2 separate regions of the Homo sapiens genome follow, and region 2 is linked to region 1. The links are chromatin contacts, found by Hi-C or POLR2A ChIA-PET in ENCODE. All regions are on one chromosome and are shown on one strand. Each heading gives the region's core, a stretch centred on a gene start or an enhancer-like site at or near the end of the contact. The rest is flanking DNA. Distances are from core to core; before and after follow the strand shown. Region 1 overlaps LOC105374945 (a long non-coding RNA gene). Region 2 overlaps LOC105374945 (a long non-coding RNA gene).

Region 1 (3,665 bases), core at 401-2,900:
GTAAAGGCCCTTTGAGTAGGATTACACTGGGCCTTCTGGGAAAGGAAAGGGATGAAAGAAAATGTTCACAGTTGAGAAATTGAATTGGGTTGGTGGGTAAGGAGTGGGGGAGTCCATGAAATTAAGAGCAGGACTGGCTTTGGGATCTCTAAACATGGGAGGTCCTGGGCCCTGAAGGGGTCTAGAATAAGCCAAGGTGGCATAAAAAAATTATTTTGAGCTGAAGGCATTTGAGTTCATGAAATCTCTTATCTGCCTAAAAGCAGAGCCTCCCAAAAGAACTCAGTTTTTATAAATCCCCTCCTTGGAAGCAATTCTAATCTTCTCTTCTTGGAAATGAGAAATTGGTACCACAGTCAAACAGATATTGTTACAAAAAGATCATTTTTCCCTTTTATTCTCCTATGGGCACATTTGTCTTTCTAAAAAGTCATTTGTTTTCCCTAAGTGCCATTTCTTCTCCATTTCTAAGTAGTCATTTGTTTTCCCAGAAGTGCCCCTCTGCCCCTCCCCTTCCCCTAATAGGGTAGCATATAAGCCCTGAATTCTAACCACCTCCTTGAGACTCCTTGAGTCTTTGTGAATTCCAGTGTGTACATATACAATTATAATCTGTTTTTTTTCTCGTCCTCATCTATCTTTTGCCAGTTTAGTTTGCACATCCCCAATCACCGCACCTAAGAGGGTAGAGGAAAAGTTTTTCCTCCCAGACAGTCCCTCTTGTGCCAAGTGCCTCCTGAGGATTGTGGCAGGTTGCCTGTAGGGTTAGGGTGGGGGTCCCATGGGTGTATCTGTGGACACAGTGGCTACATGGGGGCTCCCTGAATTCTTTCAGAGTAGGATGTGCTGATCTTGCCAGGCAACCAGTGCTCAACAGAAGCAGAGAGAGAGGGACTGTTGGCCACAGTGGCAGCCCCCACAGCTCAACCTCCTGGTACATTCCTTCCCTCCTCACATATTCAAGTCCTGGTACCACATAGCACTCACAATGCCACGGCGGGGGAAGGAAGCCTCAATAATGACTGAGACTGAATTTCCTACCAGCTAGGCAGGTGGGGATCAGAAGCAGAATAAATTTAATTCAGAAATATAAAAAATCCTATTCTTGCCTCTTTGCGTCAAGAGAAACATTCATTCCTTTTTCATTTTTCTTTTTGTTCATTGTTTAAGAAGTCACAAGAACTACAAACCTAAAAAAAAAAAAGTCTACTGGAGAAAAGCCTAACATTGAGAAAATTCTAGAAAATTCTATCCATTAACTTAATCCCATCCCCTAACCCTGGGGTTATGAAAATGTCACCATTTAAGAAAATTTTTAGCAGCTGAACACCTCAGTTAGTTCAGTGCTGTAGGAATGCAGTTAGAAAAACCATATTATCTCATGGGGTAAGGCTGCGCACAGGATGCTGACATTTAAAACCCAGTGTCCAGCATGACACAATGATGTTATTTATAGACCGAGAAGGATCTAGGACAAATGTGATGCATAGAAAGAAATAAAAAGAAGGAAGGAGCAAGCCATAGAAACCCGAGGTTGAATCGAGGAGGAAAACCCCCAGCAAAAAATCTGAGACACATCAAGCTTTTGTAGGGTTCATGTTTAGCAGGAAGTTGAAATGACTCACCGTATCCTGTTGTACTCGCCCTGTGATTCCATTTATCCCCTCCAAGGCTTTTAAAGCTCTGATTTGTGTAGGAAAATCACACAGCATGTCAAAGAATGACTACGCTCTGGTTTTACACATCCGTATTTTTAAACAGCACAAAATGGTTGTACTTCTCAATATCGAAATCTGACTGGGGCCTCTCCTGCTTGACCTTGCCCTGGAGGCTGCTGTCCTTCCATGGGTGGGTGCCCAGGCTGAGCTTGCACGGGCTCCTTCATGTCCCCCTTGGTCAACCTAGGTGAAGAGGGGAAGAATCCAGCTCCCACCATGCACCTTATTGACAGAAGCCTTCCTCAGATGAATATTCATGAGCAGCCTAAGTTTCTTTGGCTTTTCTGTTTACTAGTTTTATTAGCTCTTGAGAGGGGAGAGAGAGAGAGAGAGAGAGAGAGACTGGGGGAGACAGAGAAAGAAGCTGGGTGCGGTGGCTCATGCCTATAATCTCAGCACTTTGGGAGGCTGAGGCAGGAGGACTGCTTGAGCCCAGGAGTTCAAGACCAGCTGAGCAACATAGCAAGATCCCATCTCCATAAAAAAAGAAAAATAAAAATTGAAGAGAGAGAGAGAGAGAGAGAACTTTCCATAATTAATAGAGATAAGGTCAGCAAGATAACTCTTTTTTGCTCTTTTCCTAATTGCCCCTTCCTGGGGTGATTCCTTTCCTAAATGGGCCTCCTCTTAATCCTCAAGCTATTATGATATAAAAATTAAAGTGTGATATCCTGGCTCGCCCATTTCCTATTAATGGAATGACCTGTGGTAATCAATAGAGGAAATGCAGGAATGTTAACAGATGTGTGGTTCTGTTTGAGAGTCTCCAATTAAGTGATATGTCTTCAAGGTGGAAAGATGAGATCATTTTGAAATTAGTTTCTTTTTGGCTTTTTAAGTCTTTGGTTATTATCAATTGCATTAAAAAAACCAATTGGAAAGGAAAATCGATCGGTGCTGAATTCCTCCCCCACCTGAAGTCTTCATGCTTCCTCAGGTGATAGGATGCTAGAGAGGAAAATTTGGAATTAGCTTTTAAAAGGAAGAGAAATGACGGTGTAACCATCTGCCAAATACATGGAAACAACAACAACAAAAACCTCATCATTCACCTGGCCTGGCAAATAGGTTTGTGCATTTTTTTTCTTTTCTGTCCACCCTGTTGTTTGTCAGAGGTTGACCAAGAACTTGTCCAAGGGCCATTCCTGTGGTGTCATTGGTTAGAGACTTTTTAACAATTTCAAGTTCTGGTGAAATACTGTGAGTAAATAAAGAGAGAATTTTGCCTGAGTTTAAGGGGCTTTCCTGGGAGGTAATGTATTTTGTGGCCTAACACTTCATTACTTAGCCTGCAGATCTGGTTTCTTTTGAAAACAAACCCTAAGTCTGGAACTTTCCATGCTGAGAGTCCACGTCAGTTTCAAGAAGGCCTGGTAAGATGTAGCTGAGTAAAAACGAGACTCAATATGAATGATTACTGCTGTTCTTTCTCACTGGGAAGCCTGGGGACGTCAAGGATAAAATGACCTTTTGTACAGTGGTGATATTTCTCCATGTCTCAGCCTTTTTATCAGCATAACTATGGCCAAACCCAGTGCTTTTGTGGAAAACATTGGTAGCACCGTCATCTCAGAAGTCTTTATGTAACTTCCCATAGTCATGTCAGAGGAGATGGGGATACAAATCATCAAACGCTTCTCTTTGGATTGTGCAAGTCAGCAAATCAGCTCTGGCGATTTCCAAAGAGCTAAGACTACCATCCCTGGGTATGGTCCCTGAGTCTTCTTTCCCCATCCTCTACAGCCCCCACTCAAAGAAAGTGCCTCAAACAGATGGAATGACGCAGAGGTAGAATTGCAAACTTCAGAAATGCATGCTTAAGAGGGCAGGTGAGCCGGGTGTGGAGGCTTACATCTGTCTTCCCAGCACTTTGGGAGGCAGAGGAGAGTGGATTGCTTAAGCCCAGAAGTTCCAGACCAGCCTGGGCAACATGGCAAAACTCCATCT
Region 2 (3,665 bases), core at 663-3,162, 34 kb before region 1:
CAGGCTGAAAACCAGAGGACCCCAAACTGCATGGACTGGCTGATCACTAGCATGTGGGCTAACGTAAAGTGGAAAGCCTGCAGGCAATGGTGGCAGGCCATGCCTGCGGACCTCTGTTACATACCACCTGCCTGACCACTGTGTGTGGGGAGGTAACAGCCCCCATGTCCAGACCCCGTAGCAGCTCTCTTCCGCTCTGGTGAGCACCGAAGGCCAGGGCTGCACCGTCCTGGGCTGCGCAGTGGGAGGTGGGGCTTGGCAGTGAGCTGGACCGGGGATTCTGCTTTGTGTCCGGCTGCCCCGCAGAGATGTCTGCACCATGAATTTGATACAAAGTCCACAAACATTTCACTGCAAAAGGCACATTTTATCTCCCTTTGCAGAACCTCCAAGAGAGCCAAGCTTGGTGGCTTGCCAGACAGGCTCTACTCCTTATGTCTGATCTAGGGTACATGCTGGTGTTTGCCATCTTCCTATCGAACCCACATCCAGAGCTTTGGATGTGAGATGAAGGGGATGGTAGCTGGGGGAGGCTAGAGGAGAAAGACAATGCAAACAATACCTCAGGCAATGGGCTAAGCACACAAACCGATTTAGGTGGACCAGAGGAGAAAAGAAAAAAGCCCCAACAAACCAAAAACAAAGCAATACTTCTTTCCTACTTCCTTCCTTCCCATGCGTCTCATTTGTGTTGGTGGAAACTACAGATTGATTACTGTTTTGGGGCCTCTGATTAAAAACTCACATGTGTAAGAGACTCAGCTTCGAGATTAGGAGCTTCTTTGTTGAACCGAGGCAATCTCATGTTATTAAACCTTCCCTCTCAACTTGCCACCTGCTCCTCTCCTTCCCTAGCCCTAAGACCCTGAACCCATCTCCCCTTTTATCTTTGTTGCCTGTTAATTCCTGTTTCCTCAGGTGGAGGGCTTGTTCTGGAAATTAAGGTTTTGGGGACAGGGTTCCTCACCTTCCTCTCTTTGGGTATAGGAGGGCAGTCCTAAGATTTCCATAATCACAGCTTTTCCTGTGCCTCCTGCACTTAACGACTGCTACCGTACATCTGACTTCTTAAATTCATGGCCTGGAACTGCAAGGATATTTGCTAGTGTGTATGTTTTGTCTGCAACTAGATTGTCAGATTGGGTGAAATGGGCTCTGTATTAGTCTGTTCTTGCACTGCTATAAAGAAATACCTGAAACTGGGTAATTTATAAAGAAAAGAGGTTTAATTGGCTCATGGTTCCAGAGGTTGTACAGGCAGCATGGCTGGGGAGACCTCAGGAAACTTTCAATCATGGCAGAAGGGGAAGGGGAAGCAGGCACGTCTTCTACGGCCAGAGCAGGAGGAAGAGAGACAAGGGGGAGATGCTACACCCTTAAACAACCGGACCTTGTGAGAACTCTCACTCTCACAAGAACAGCAAAGGGGAAATCCACTCCCATGATCCAGTCACCTCCCACCAGGCCCCTCCTCCAACACTGGGGATTACAATTCGACATGAGATTTGGGTGGAGACACAGAGCCAAACCATATCAGACTCCAAGGCCAATTTTAAGTGGCTCCAGGATTCTCAAATTCTAAGTGTTTTAAGTGCTCAGACAGAGGCATAGCAGGCCTTCAATACGTTTTCACGATTTTCACTTTCTAGGAGCCTTCAGAGTGACTGTCTAAGGAGTTTTCTGGTCAAGCGCCGGGGTAGGCATTGGCATTCTTCTCCAGATGAAAGTCAAGAGGCAGACAACACAGTGACCAATGCCTCATCCAAACTCCTGAGGCAGAGGAGAGTCCAACTGCCACTTCCTAACAATGTGAAGCCATGATACGAGGCCTAATAAACTTTCCCTGCAGTTTCAAGAGGATGTGGTCTCTTTCACTTCCTGTCCCAAACTGTTCTGCACTGTTGCGCCATGCAACAGCTGCTTCGGATCAAGCCACGGCCAAATTCTTGCTGGGGAAGAGCAGTGACATTTGGGGAACCACAGGGACAACAGGGAGCCACTTCTGTGGGTGCTGGAGACTCCACTCATAGGACGTCTGGACACTGATGTCTAAAGCCTAAAGGAGGACATTAAAATGTTAGATCGGGGAGGGGACAGATCCACCATTGTAATTTCAAAGGTGAAACTCGGATGTCCTGGAAGGAGGGTAGACAGACCTGCTTGTGACCTGCTAATCCACTATCACAAACTGTGCATGCTTTCTTATCATTTTACTTCTTTCATAAATAGAGGACAGGAACAAAAAGCCAAAAGGTTACATGAAGGAGCAGGTGAGAAATCTCTAGCTAGTTCCCATGGTACTGTGGAGCTAGTACCGCATCATACTGTTCATCATACTTTGCTTGTGTTGTGGAGAAAACTCAAGCATAGACAAGGTGTCACTGGCCTCGCTGTAAAATAACAGGCTGTTAATGAAGCAGCCGAGGGATATGGAGATGGTGTCTTCATCCCTGTGCTCACCTTTTCCCGAATGTACCTTTTTCCCTTTAATTTCCCTAAATGAGATGTGCCATAGAATGTACCTAATTTGTGTCAGGTCTATACAATGAGAAAATCATAATACATCCATGAATCAGGGTTCAGTTAATTTATTTCCTAAACATCTACATTTTGAACTAATTTCAGATCTACAGAACAGATGGAGTCTCGCTCTGTCATCCAGGATGGAGTGCAGCAGCATGATCTCTGTTCACTGCAACCTCCGCCTCCCAGGTTCAAGTGATTCTCCTGTCTCAGCCTCCTGAGTAGCTGGGATTACAGGCACCTTCCCTCACACCTGGCTAATTTTTGTATTTTTAGTAGAGCCAGGGTTTCATCGTGTTGGCCAGGCTGGTCTCGAACTCCTGACCTCAGGTGATCCACCCACCTCGGCCTTCCAAAGTGCTGGGATTACAGGTGTGAGCCACTATGCCTGGTCAGGGTCATGTTTTATATCAAAGATTTAAAGCACTTCTCAGTGTTTTATATAGAAGACTTATAATGTCAGTTTGTCTCATTATAGAGGATAGATTTTGATCACTTTATTCGTCTACCAGGTTTCTATATTGTAAAATTATTATTTTTCCCTTTGCAATTAATAAGTACAATGTGGGGAGATAATTCCAGACTATACAAGTATTCTGTTTCTCAACAAACTATTATCCATTATTTTTAGCATCCATTTATATTTTGTTGTTGTTGTTATTGTTGCCCAGACTGGAATTCAGTGGTGTGAACGTGGCTCACTGTAGCTCACTGTAGCCTTGAACTCAAGTTACAAGAGGATCCTCTCACCTCGGCCTCTTGAGTAACAGACTACAGGTGTGCACGATGCCTAACTAATTTTTAAATTTTTTTTTTTTTTGTAGAGATGGGGTCTCACTTTGTTGTCCAGGCTGGTCTTAAGTTCGTGGGCTCAAGTGATCCTCCTACCTTGGCCTCCCAAACCTTTGGGATTACAGGTGTGAGCCACCATGCTGGGCCCTGGCTTGATGATTCTTGAATGAGTTAATCATTATCACAGTAATAATCAAATGCTTGTTTTTCTAATTTTATTATTCACATTTATCAGCTGGCATTTCCTGTTAGCATGAACTTTCTCCTTTCCCTTATTTATTTCTTTCTTTATTTATATCAGCATGGACTCAGAGAATCTTTTTTCACTCAGTGGCTTATTATTCATTACT

Evidence for each region. A loop is a pair of places that touch in the nucleus more often than their neighbours do. ChIA-PET counts read pairs that join two places held with the same protein, here RNA polymerase II (POLR2A). Pooled maps may share reads with other maps.
Region 2: a loop to region 1 is called in a map of GM12878, with 5 times the contacts of the local background. The contact joins two enhancer-like sites. A Hi-C loop is called at or near these places in 8 of 168 maps with a recorded cell type or tissue (CD14-positive monocyte, GM12878, endothelial cell of hepatic sinusoid and 3 more), 31 of 37 single-sample maps with no recorded cell type and 14 of 50 pooled maps. POLR2A ChIA-PET finds 5 or more read pairs at or near these places in 15 of 52 experiments (AG04450, B cell, CD8-positive, alpha-beta memory T cell and 9 more).

Annotation. Positions count from the first base shown.
Region 1 is chr6:14,875,261-14,878,925 of GRCh38, reverse strand. LOC105374945 (a long non-coding RNA gene) reads left to right here. Exons shown (of 5, transcript XR_007059473.1): 3 at 2,656-3,665. Among named protein-coding and RNA genes, the nearest start is that of JARID2-DT, 370 kb to the left of the region's middle. RefSeq lists enhancers at 1,751-1,940, 1,721-2,221, 3,004-3,063, 3,084-3,153. Within about 2 kb of position 1,650, at least 13 of the 41 ENCODE cell types and tissues checked have a DNase peak (open chromatin) inside an H3K27ac peak, as active enhancers do; they include B cell, CD14-positive monocyte and GM12878, where a contact is called at or near this core.
Region 2 is chr6:14,909,063-14,912,727 of GRCh38, reverse strand. The region is part of intron 2 of LOC105374945 (a long non-coding RNA gene); the gene reads left to right. Among named protein-coding and RNA genes, the nearest start is that of JARID2-DT, 330 kb to the left of the region's middle. RefSeq lists enhancers at 1,296-1,355, 2,046-2,105. Within about 2 kb of position 1,912, at least 11 of the 41 ENCODE cell types and tissues checked have a DNase peak (open chromatin) inside an H3K27ac peak, as active enhancers do; they include B cell, CD14-positive monocyte and GM12878, where a contact is called at or near this core.